Linked DNA regions of Homo sapiens: region 2 is linked to region 1. Evidence: chromatin loops called from intact Hi-C (ENCODE). Cell type or tissue: endothelial cell of umbilical vein. All regions are shown on one strand. Links, peaks and the distances in the headings refer to the core of each region. The heading gives the core; the rest is flanking DNA. Region 1 holds the start of PSORS1C2 (psoriasis susceptibility 1 candidate 2). Region 2 holds the start of LINC01149 (long intergenic non-protein coding RNA 1149).

The links. A loop is a pair of places that touch in the nucleus more often than their neighbours do. Peaks named below come from ENCODE experiments on the same cell type or tissue, not always from the same donor. Only the 100,000 strongest peaks of a DNase experiment are listed, where the experiment ranks them.
Region 2: it touches region 1 in a loop (5-fold over the local background); 4 of 110 quality-filtered maps call a loop at or near these places.

What each region holds. Positions count from the first base shown.
Region 1 is chr6:31,134,868-31,140,241 of GRCh38, forward strand. It overlaps PSORS1C1 (psoriasis susceptibility 1 candidate 1), which reads left to right. Exons shown (of 6, transcript NM_014068.3): 4 at 3,563-3,592; 5 at 3,789-3,912; 6 at 4,774-5,225. The coding sequence ends at 5,065. PSORS1C2 (psoriasis susceptibility 1 candidate 2) reads right to left here and starts at 4,199. Exons shown (of 2, transcript NM_014069.3): 1 at 4,105-4,199; 2 at 2,667-3,439. The coding sequence starts at 4,159. The coding sequence ends at 3,084. RefSeq lists an enhancer at 2,719-3,699. In endothelial cell of umbilical vein, for the core only: a CTCF peak has its summit at 2,748 (motif pointing right); a DNase peak (open chromatin) is centred at 2,754.
Region 2 is chr6:31,438,930-31,444,303 of GRCh38, forward strand. It overlaps LINC01149 (long intergenic non-protein coding RNA 1149), which reads left to right and starts at 2,738. Exons shown (of 2, transcript NR_144465.1): 1 at 2,738-3,382. In endothelial cell of umbilical vein, for the core only: CTCF peaks have their summits at 2,869 (motif pointing left) and 3,071; a DNase peak (open chromatin) is centred at 2,782; H3K27me3 peaks cover 958 bases.

The sequences.
Region 1 (5,374 bases), core at 303-5,302:
GTGCAGTGGTGCCATCTTGGCTCACTATAGCCTCAACCTCCCAGGGTCAAGCAATCTTCCCACCTCAGCCTCCTGAGTAGCTGGGACTACAGGTGCGGGCCACCACATCTGGCTAATTTCTTAAATTTTCTGTAGAAACAGTTTTGCCATGTTGCCTAGGCTGGTCTCAAACTCCTGGCCACAAGCAATCCACCCGATTCGGCCTCCCGAAGTGCTGGTATTACAGGCATGAGCCACCTTGCCCAGCCCCTTGCACATTTTTAAGTCAACATTTAACATTTGTAATAATTTAATAGCATTCCAAAGGGTATGCTTTTCAAGGAATTGCAAATACATGTTAAAAATCACATCACTATTTATGTATTTATTTATTTATTTATTATTTTTGAGATGGAGTCTCACTCTGTCTCCCAGGCTGGAGTGCAGTGGTGCGATCTCGGCTCACTGCAACCTCTGCCTCCCAGGTTCAAGCAATTCTCATGCCCTAGCTTCCCGAGTAGCTGGGATGCCCAGCTAAGTTTTTTGTATTTTTAGTAGAGACAGAGTTTCACCATTGTCCAGGCTGGTCTTGAATTGCTGACCTCAAGTGATCTGCCTACCTCAGCCTCCCAAATGCTGGGATTACAGGCGTGAGCCACCATGCCTGGCCATGTCAGTTTTTAAAATTAAAAACAATTTGTTGTGCTCAGTCTGTCGGAGACTGCACGTCACTCTAAGTGTAGCAAATTGAATATAATGCCATAGAACTTTCATATCTGTTAGCATCCTTTTAAAAAATACGTGAACAAGCCCTTGAACAAGTGTTAGAAACAGTTATTCTATTTGTATTGCAATTATTGCAGTTAACCAAAACTAGGAATATTCACAAGGATTAAACATAAAAAGTTGGTCAGGCGCGGTGGCTCGTGCCTGTAATCTCAGCACTTTGGGAGGCCAAGATGGGCCGATCACTTGAGCTCCGGAGTTTGAGACAAGCCCGGGCAACACGGTAAAACCCCATCTCTAAAAACAAAACAAAACTAAACTAAACAAATACAAAAAATTAGTCAGGGGTGGTGCACCTGTAGTCTCAGCTACGCCAGAGGCTGAGATAGGAGGATTGCTTGAGCCCAGGAGGTTGAAGCTATACGAGCCATGATCGTGCCACTGCACTCCAGCCTGGATGACAGATGGAGACCCTGTCTCAAACAAACACACAAAAAGACATGAAAAGTAACTTATTGAAAATGCATCTCTTGGCCAGGCGTGGTGGTTTACACCTGTAATCCTAGCACTTTGGGAGGCCAGGGCAAGCAGATCCCATGAGATCAGGAATTCGAGACCAGCCTGGCCAACATGGCAAAATCCCATCTCTACTAAAAATAGAAAACTTATCTGGGTGTGGTGGCACACACCTGTAATCCCAGCTACTCGGGAGGTTGAGGCAGGAGAATCACTTGAATCCAGGAGGCGAAGGTTGCAGTGAGCTGATATCTGTCGTGCCACTGCACTCCAGCCTGGGCGACAGAGAGATAATACGTCTCAAAAAAAAAAAAAAAGAAAAGAAAGAAAATGAATCTCTTAATGAGATGGGAAAGGTTGATTTGTTTCCTATTGACCTTTGGCGGCTCTGGGAAGGGCACTCTGGTCAGGCCCAGGACAAGCAGGAGATTCATTCTAGCGGGGGGCACATATTAATCTGGAAACTGATTCCCTTAAAACTGGTCCTGCCGACACACCCCTGGGAAGGTTTGCATATACCACTAGGGGTATCCAAGCCATAGGCCATTAAACAGAGATGAAACTTGCCTTCCCATTCTTTAATATAGTGTTCTCAGAAAGGGAGAAATGTGGGCCTGAATGTTATTGTGACTTGCATAGTGACATTTCCAACCCTCCTCCTGCTAAGCCCCAGAGCCTTACATGCTGGACATGGGCAAGATAGGAACTCAAGTTACTTCCAGGTCTCCGTAAGTTTAGGACTGTGAAGAGGGCATCCTAATAGTCAAAAACATAAGTGTTGGCCGGGCACGGTGGCTCACGCCTGTAATCCCAGCCCTTTGGGAGGCCGAGGTGGGCAGATCACGATGTCAGGAGTTCGAGACCAGCCTGGCCAACATGGTGAAACCCCATCTCTACTAAAATACAAAAATTAGCCGGGCATGGTGGTGCGCACCTGTAATCCCAGCTACTCAGAAGGCTGAGGCAGGAGAATGGCTTGAACCCGGGAGGCGGAGGTTGCAGTGAGCCGAGATCGTGCCATTGCACTCCAGCCTGGGCATAGAGTGAGACTCCGTCTAAAAAAAAAAGAAAGAAAAAGAAGAAAGAGGCCGGGCGCTGTGGCTCACGCGTGTAATCCCAGCACTTTGGGAGGCCCAGGCGGGCAGATCACGAGGTCAGGAGATCGAGACCACTCTGGCTAACACGGTGAAACCCCGCCTCTACTAAAAAATACAAAAAATTAGCCTGGCGTGGTGGCGGGCGCCTGTAGTCCCAGCTACTCGGGAGGCTGAGGCAGAATAGCGTGAACCCGGGAGGCGGAGCTTGCAGTGAGCCGAGATCGTGCCACTGTACTCCAGCCTGGGCGACAGAGCGAGACTTCGTCTCAAAAAAAGAAAAAAACAAATAAATAAAAATAAATAAAAAAGACCCTAAGTGTTAGTTAAAGCAGCAGCCTAGATTCAGAATTAAGAAAACATGATTTTTATTTTTCCGTTTCATGGAAGCAGCAGCTGTCTACTGATAGTTCCTGCCGCCGGCCACCAGGTGGCAGAAGGGAACACAGTACCATAGCCCTGCCCCAGCGATCGCGCGGGCAGGAAGACCGGGTGGGAGGTAGGTGCGGCCGAGGCCTGGAGGCGAGGTAGGAGAGTAGGCTTAGGCTGTCAGAGGAAAAAACGGGCGATGTGAGGACTAAGTATGGATCTCAGGAGGGGACAGGAAATATTGAGAACACCACCTTACGGGTTCAGAATAAAACCGAGGGAATGAGGAAGAGGTTTAAGGAGACAGGCTAAATTGGGAAGAATTCACGGGGAATCAGAGGGTGGAGAGGGCGTGGGTGCCTGGAGATGCCTGGGAACAGAACGGCTGAGGGGACTCCATTATCTGTACTCTTCCCGGGGTGGGTCTAGGTCTGGCTCCTCCTGAGGTCGGTTGTCCACCTCAGGGGCAGGAGGCCAGGGGTTTTCTGGGGGCTGGGGTCCTGCCGGCCAAGGGTCGTCAGGCCGGGGAGGTTGAGGAGGATCCGTTCTAGGCGGTTCAGGGAGCCAGACTCCAGTTTCAGGCAGGTCTCTCCAGGGACGACTGGGGCGGGTAGGCGGAGGATCTTCAAAGAGAGGGGGTGCCCCTGGCCAAGGGTCACCGGGGACTGGGGGGCCCTGAGGCAATGTTGGGGAGCCTGCCTCCTCTCGGTCCTCTGCGGGTGGGTGAGAGGGGTGGCCCTCGCTGCCTGAGATGCCTGTAAAGGAGGAAGGAGAAAGGTAAGAGGTGGTGAGGGCTTCTCTCCCCAGCCCCACCCAGCCCCAGCCCCAGGAGGAGGAGCCTGTCTGGATGGACGCAGCCTGAACTGACCCACAAACAGACCAAAAAAGTCACTCTCAAAGAGCTCTCGGTAGGTTTGTAAATACTTAACTGATGGTAAAATGTCATGAACCCCTACCCCCGATGGATCTGAACCGTTCACTTGACCCACTTTAAACTGACCAGACTTCTCCAAATAAGCTCCATCCACCCCTGGTTGGGGTACCCCACTAGCTTTGTCCTCAGGCCAACCTGCAACCCAAAGTGGGTTACACCTTGGCCCCCAGGCACACAGACCCCAGCTTTACAAGGACCCCAGCTCCTTAACACAGATCCCAGCTCCGAGGAAACTCGTCCCCCCCACGTTAATCCTGACCGACTTTGCCACATGGAGCCAGCAAACCATTTCTGGTGAGAGCCAAATGCACCTTCTGCACCATGTCCCCCACCCAATGTGTCCAGAAAGCCATTTCTGGTGAGCCAGATGCACCTTCTGCGTCCCCTGAATTCCTGTCCCCAACCCCATGCGTCCAGTTCACCTCCGCCATCTTGAGTATCCCTCATCACCCCAAACTGCAGTCCCTGCCTCTGTTCCCACCTCACCTCTGGTGTGCAGGCAAAGGACCAGGATCCCCAGGAGCTTCCAGTTGAGGATCATGGCTATGTACTGGCCCCCAAAGCTGGGGTGGGCTGAGTCTGGGTGCCTGGGAACCCCAAGAGGCTTTATAGGGGAGGAGTGGAGGAGGGACCAGCCCAGTGGCACAGGAATACCATCAGAACAGAACTGGTCAAACCCGTTGGGAAGGCCTGGGCTGATGTGTCACCCCTGAAGGTGGCGTCCCTTATTTTAGTCCTCCAGCCCAGGACCCAGCTGCCTGCTCTCCCTATCATGACCCAGAGCCTGCGTCACCCCACCCTGGTTTTCACACCCTCCATCCACATCCTGGAGCAGTCAATACCCACTTGGCATCTCCGTAATCACAGAGATGTCCACCTTCATCCCTTGCAACTATTGGAAGCCAAAGAATGGGAGCAAACCACGCGATGGGCGTTGGGAAGCACCGTAATTACAGGGTTGGGAGGCAGGATGCCTGCGCTGAGGGAGGAGGTGCTTTTCAAACCTGGGATGCAGCTGGGACAGTGTCAGCTACTACCCCAGCCTCCCCACTCACCCCCGCACTGAAAGCTCCCCCTGGGGCTTCGTGCTTTCCTGGGCACTTCCCTTCCCCCATGGGATCCAGGCATCCTGCTCTCCACCATGTCCTTCTTCAGGCATGCAGGGGACCTCCAAGCAATGATATCCAAGGAATTCCATCTGGCAGCCACCCAGGATGACTGCAGAAAAGGAAGGACACAGGAGGATATCCTGGTTCCCTCTTCCCACCCAGAGCTGTTTGCATCAGTCCTGCCAATGGCTCCGGAAGAAGCTGCCAGGCTCCAGCAACCTCAGCCCCTTCCTCCTCCCTCAGGAATCCACCTATCCGCCTCTAGGACCTTGGCTCCAACTCTATTGTACTCGTCTCCTCCCTCCCATTCTCCTTTTGGTCTCAGCTCCTTGATCTAAGCCTCCCAGAGAGACCCCTAGAACGTTTCCCTCAAGGACCTTTCTGCCTGGAAGTCTGTTAGCCTTTCAGAAGTAACATGTCCAAAATAAAATTTGATTCCTCCCAGGTTGTTCCCTGCCTGGTCCGCTACCCCACAGTAAGGAACACCTTATTATGCAATGGCGTGATCTCATCTGTTCCCTCCAGGGCTCACCCAGAAACCTTCGTTACACTCCTCCACCATCCACCTGCAAGCCCCTCCACACCCTGTCCAAACCCAGCCCATCATCCTGAGCCACCATCTCCCCTGAGCCTCCCCAACACCCTTC
Region 2 (5,374 bases), core at 166-5,165, 300 kb after region 1:
ACTGCAGAAATTTGCATCAGTAAGGGGGAGCTCAATGTCAATCACCATGACAATGGGGAAAATATCTCCAGGGAATGTCAGAGACTTTCACAGCAACCTCTCCCATCACAAGCCCAGAGGTCATCCTTAAGTGAAAAAATCAACCACAGGAGATGACATGATAATAGGCTTATTACAGTAGAGGAAGGTACAAAGTGTTTCTCATCATTGGTGTGTTTGTTAAAATGGGGAGGGGTTACTGAGTGAGTGGGCAGTGGGTGGTGGTGGTGACAACCACATTCTCTCACTGTGGCCCAACACTTTTGAAGCAGTTTCCCATTTCTCCATTAGATGTGTCTTCTCCACATGCAGAAAATGTAGTCTCATAGCTTCCCTATTGGGTGCTGGACTGTTGGCATTTCATTATTTTTTTTAAATCAAAGACATGGATATCTTTTTTCTTAGTTGATTTCTAGGACTTCAAGGTTATTTGGGGGAAGAAGTTGCTTGAGGAGGCTCCTGGGTGGACCATGGAGTCCCTCCTAGGGATTTATTTGGTGCTCCTGGTGTGGGTGACTATCTCCCTGAGTCCCAAAAGACAGCACATTCTGCCGGGTACCCAGAGGTGGGGACAGATGCTAACAGGTCCATCTTATAAGTGCAACATGAAATTTAAGGTCAGGGAATCTCTTAACTTTTCTTGAAGGACCTCATATTTAGCTTCTTGACTCAAAATCATTTGTGGATTTGAACAGGTTTCCTCTGCAATGTACTCTCTGGAGGGGAATACATTGAAAATACAGTTCATTTTCAGATACTCAATGGGATTGAAAAGTTGAATTGTGTGCTTTCTTGCAGTGAGCACAGAGGAATTTGCTGTCCCATGCCACTGGGACATTTTTAGGAGCACCATTCTCTTCCAGAGGGCTTGAGTAAGGTCAGTGAGGAATTAACATGTAGCATATTGGCAACTCCAGGGTTGAGCAGGGAGACACACATGTTTTTCTGATGTGTGAAGTTCTGAGGGCATTTTCCAAAGTACTTGTTCACTGAGCAGGTGTTTCCACTACTTGCATTAAGTCAGGGGATATGGAAGCCACTTTTCCAGCAATCAAACTCAATGAGAAGATGAACAAGAAGTGTTCTGAAAGTAAGCAGAAAAGGCCCTTTCCATGAATTTTCCTAATTTTTAGATTTCTCTTAAACAACATGCCTGAAGTTACAACCGCATCCTTCTCTAGCAGCTTCTAAATGAGAAAATCATCAAAAGGGTATTTAGTACTCAAGTGGTGGACACAGGATAAATGCTGAAAATCAGTGCTCGATTCGAAGATAGTGATGTTCCAGGATGTTGGAGTCTCTCAGGTGTCAGTAGGGAGGCGGGCCGGGAACTTCTCCCAGTAACCAGAAAGAAGAGCCTCAGGGAGATGAGGATGTCTCACAGCCAGGGACGGGACAGTAAAGGGCCCCATGTGAGTGCATCACAGGGATCTGTTCCTGTTTAGACTCCAATGCTCAGTACCCAGTGCAGAACATGGCAAGACTTCAGCAAATACATCAGTCAGCTGGATGAAGGAGGCAGGTGTGAGCCAGCAAAAAAAAGCTTGTGATTTTATTGGAGCATGAATTTAAAAGTGTTGATGTGGCTGGGCGCGGTGGCTCATGCCTGTAATCCCAGCACTTTGGGAGGCCGAGGTGGGTGGATCACGAGGTCAGGAGTACGAGACCAGCTTGACCAACATGGTAAAACCCCATCTCTACTAAAAATACAAAAATTAGCCGGGCATGGTGGCAGACGCCTGTAATCCCAGCTACTTGGGAAGCTGAGGCAGAGAATTGCTTGAACCCAGGAGGCGGAGATTGCAGTGAGCTGAGATCATGCCACTGCACTCCAGCCTGGGTGACAGAGCGAGACTCCATCTCAAAAAAAAAAAAGTGTTGATGTACCTACCTTGCAAGGAGGTAGATAGGTAGACAGAAGCATGGATAGATGGATGGATATTCTTTTTCTGTGTTTTTCTATTTCTGTTCTTTCTCTGTGTTTTGTCTCTTTCTCTTGCTCTGTCTGTATCTTCCACTGTTCCTTCATAATCATGTCTTAGCCATCATCAGTGACATCTTTTATCTGGTCTTATAAGATCTTGTCTGTCTGTTGTATTAGTAGCCACAGGACAGAAAAAGGAAAGGAGTCGTGAAAAACAAGATAAGGAAAAAGATGCTCCTGACATGGGGCATCGGGAGGATGTGTGGCCCTGAGGCTCCCGGGAGACAGGGGCTGCGCCTCACTGCAGAGTCCATCCTGCTGAACACAGAGGGGAAAAGCGCCCTGACAGCCCCGTCCGTGCTGCTCAGAAAAGACGGCTCCGTCTCCAGATCCTTCTCTCTATGTCCTTCAGTCTTGGCTCTCTAGGTACAATTTACTGCTATGAAAAGGGATTTGAGAATTCCCAGAGGAGGCTTTCAGCCTCTTTGCATGGCTCTTTCTGGCCTTTCAAAAGCGCCAGAGACATCAGAAATGAAATCGTACACACTTATTCGGAGTTTTCCACAATCATTGAAATTTCTGTGAGTGCCAAAGTTAAGTTTTTGGCAACCCCGTCAAAGCCGGGTGTGCCCAGGACAGTCAACTCAGGCGCTGGACTCTCATTCTGGTTGGATTTTATGACAGCCGTATTCGCCATAAGAATTCTAGAGCCAGACCTTGTTACTTCACAATTGCCTCACGTTGCAGGACAAGCAAATCTAGCCTGAGTCCTGTGGATTCCAGGGCTGCTCAGGAGACGCCTCCATCCTGGCGTGGATGACCTCAGGATCAGCCCCGTCTGCCCCACTCAGCCCGCAGCCTGGTCCCCGAAAGCGCTCAGTCAGAATCCGAGAGCACTGTGGCGGCGCCCCCGTGTGGCCACAGGACTGAAGACAGAGGACCCCGCTCCCCTTTCTCCCCAGCCAGGACGTCCCAGGCTCTCCCCCTGTTCCCCGCACCTGGACGGGACTCTGCACAGAAGAGAGTCTCCCGGTCTCGTGTCAGGCTCTGAGTTCATCCAGCTTCCCAAAATCCATGTTGATATGAACGTTTTCTCCCACAACTGATTGACTGGACTTTTGTCTCAGGGCAGAGGGAGGCCTCCAGACCAAAACAGCAGGATCAGGTCTGGAGCTGACTCAACCCCAAACCCTTGCTAATGCACGACCCAGTCCCCCAGCCTCCAGGATGGGACCTTGGCCTCCTGTCCCCTCCCTTGTTCCTGCCACTGCTCCTGCAGGTGGAGGCTGCTCATCCCAGGAATCAGTCTGTGAGCTCCAACCTTGGGGCCTCGGTCCAGGAAGGAGGGAGGCTCCAGAGAGCAGAAGGGAGATGAAATGGATCATAAGAGAAGAAGGAATCATACCAAACACTGGAACTGTAGGTCAATTAAACCTTTTTCTTTATAAGGGGGGGGGAGGAAGAGGAGGAGGAAAAAGGAGGAGGGTGAAAGGAGTCAGGGAGGAGAGAAAAGTGGGAAGTGTTTCTTTAGAAGGGGTGTGTGTGTGTGTGTGTGTGTGTGTGTGTGTGTGTAGGTGTGTGTAAAGCAGGAGGGAGTTCCTAGGATCCTGAAGAAAAGAGAGTGAAGGACAGGGGCTAAGGGGCCCAGCCCTGGTAGGTTGAGGGCCCCACTTTCTGTGCTCGGGCCTTACTGTCCTAGCAGAGTCCAGCCCCGGGAAGCCTGGGGTCACAGCACTCGGCTTGCTGGATGGCTGCCTCTTCATTGTCTTTGACAGCAGGAGCTACCTTGCCAGGCCCAGTGGCCACAGGGTCACAGGCAGAGAGCAGGTCCCTCTGCTGGCAGCCAAGGAGATGCTCTTGGAGGATACGTGCACAACTTAGCTGGGAGTCTGAAGATGGTGGTGGGTTACAAAGAGCTCAGCGATGAGCCTGGCCCAAGATTCTGACCCCTTGCCCTGGATCCTGAGGGTTCCACCCTTCCCTATTCCCAACAGGTCTCAAGAATTCTTCTGTTAGTCTCCTGCCCTCTTGGGACAGCCCCGCACTTCCCTCACTTTGATACCCTGGTACCCAGGCATCTGCCTCCTTCATTCTCCTCCAGCTACCCAAGCACCCCCAGGCCCTGCTCTCTGCCAACCCTGATCCCTGAACTCCAGCACTTTCCAAACCCACCCCCGAATTGCTGGATAATATAGTGGTTCTATTTTTAGATTTTTTAAAACTCTCCATACTGTCTTCTATAGTGGCTGTACTAATTTAAATTCCTATCAACAGCGTACAAGAGTTCCCTTTTCTCCACATCACCAGCATCTGTTATTTTATTTTATTTTATTTATTTTATTTTTGTCTTTTCAGTTGTGGCTATTCTATCTGGGGTAAGATGACATCTCATTGTGGTTTTGATTTGCATTTCCCTAATGATTAGTGATGTTGAACATTTTTTTATGTATCTGTTGGCCATTTATATTCTTCTTCTGAAAAATATTTATTCATGCCCTTTGCCCACTTTTTAATAAGATTGTTTGGTTTTTTAATTCTTGAGTTGTTTGAGTTTCTTATAGTATTCTGGATATTAGTCCCTTGTCAGATAAATTGTTTGAAAATGTTTTCTCCTGTTCAGCAGATTGTCTCTTCACTCTGTCAATTGTTTTATTTGCTATGCAGAAGCTTTTTTAGTTATTATAGTCCTATTTGTCTGGTTTTATTTGTGTTTTCTATATTTTTGAAGTCTTAGCCATAAAACCTTTGCCCGGACCACTGGCCTAGAATGTTTCCCCTGTTTTCTTCCAGTTGTTTTATAGTTTCAGGTCTTTCATTTTATTTAAGTCAACTTGAGTTGATTTTTAATAGGGTGAGAGATAAGAATCTAATTTCATTCTTCTGCATACGGGATATCCATTTTCCCAGCCCTTTTACTGAAGAGGGTGTCCTTTTCCCAAATGTGTGTTCTTGGCACCTTTGTTAAAAGTCAGTTGGCTGTAAATATATGGATTTATTTCTGCATTCTCTATTATGTTCCATTGATTGGCATGTCTGTTTTTATATCAATACCATTCTGTTTTGGATACTATAGCCTTGTAATGTATTTTAAAGTCAAGTAGTGTGATGGCCCTAGCTTTGTTCTTTTTGCTCAGGATTTCTTTGGCTATTTGGACTTTTTAAAAATGTTTTGGGTCCATAGAAATATTAGAATTATTTTTTCTAATTCTGTGGAAAAATAACCTTGGTATTTTTGTTGGAATTCCCTTGAATCTTTAGATTGCTTTGGGAACTATGGTCATTTTACTAATATTAATTCTTCTGATTCATGAGCATGGAATATCTTTCCATTTGTTTGTGTCCTCTTCTTTCTTTCATCAGTGTTGTATAGATTTATTTTTAAGAGATCTTTGACTTCCTTGCATAAACTTA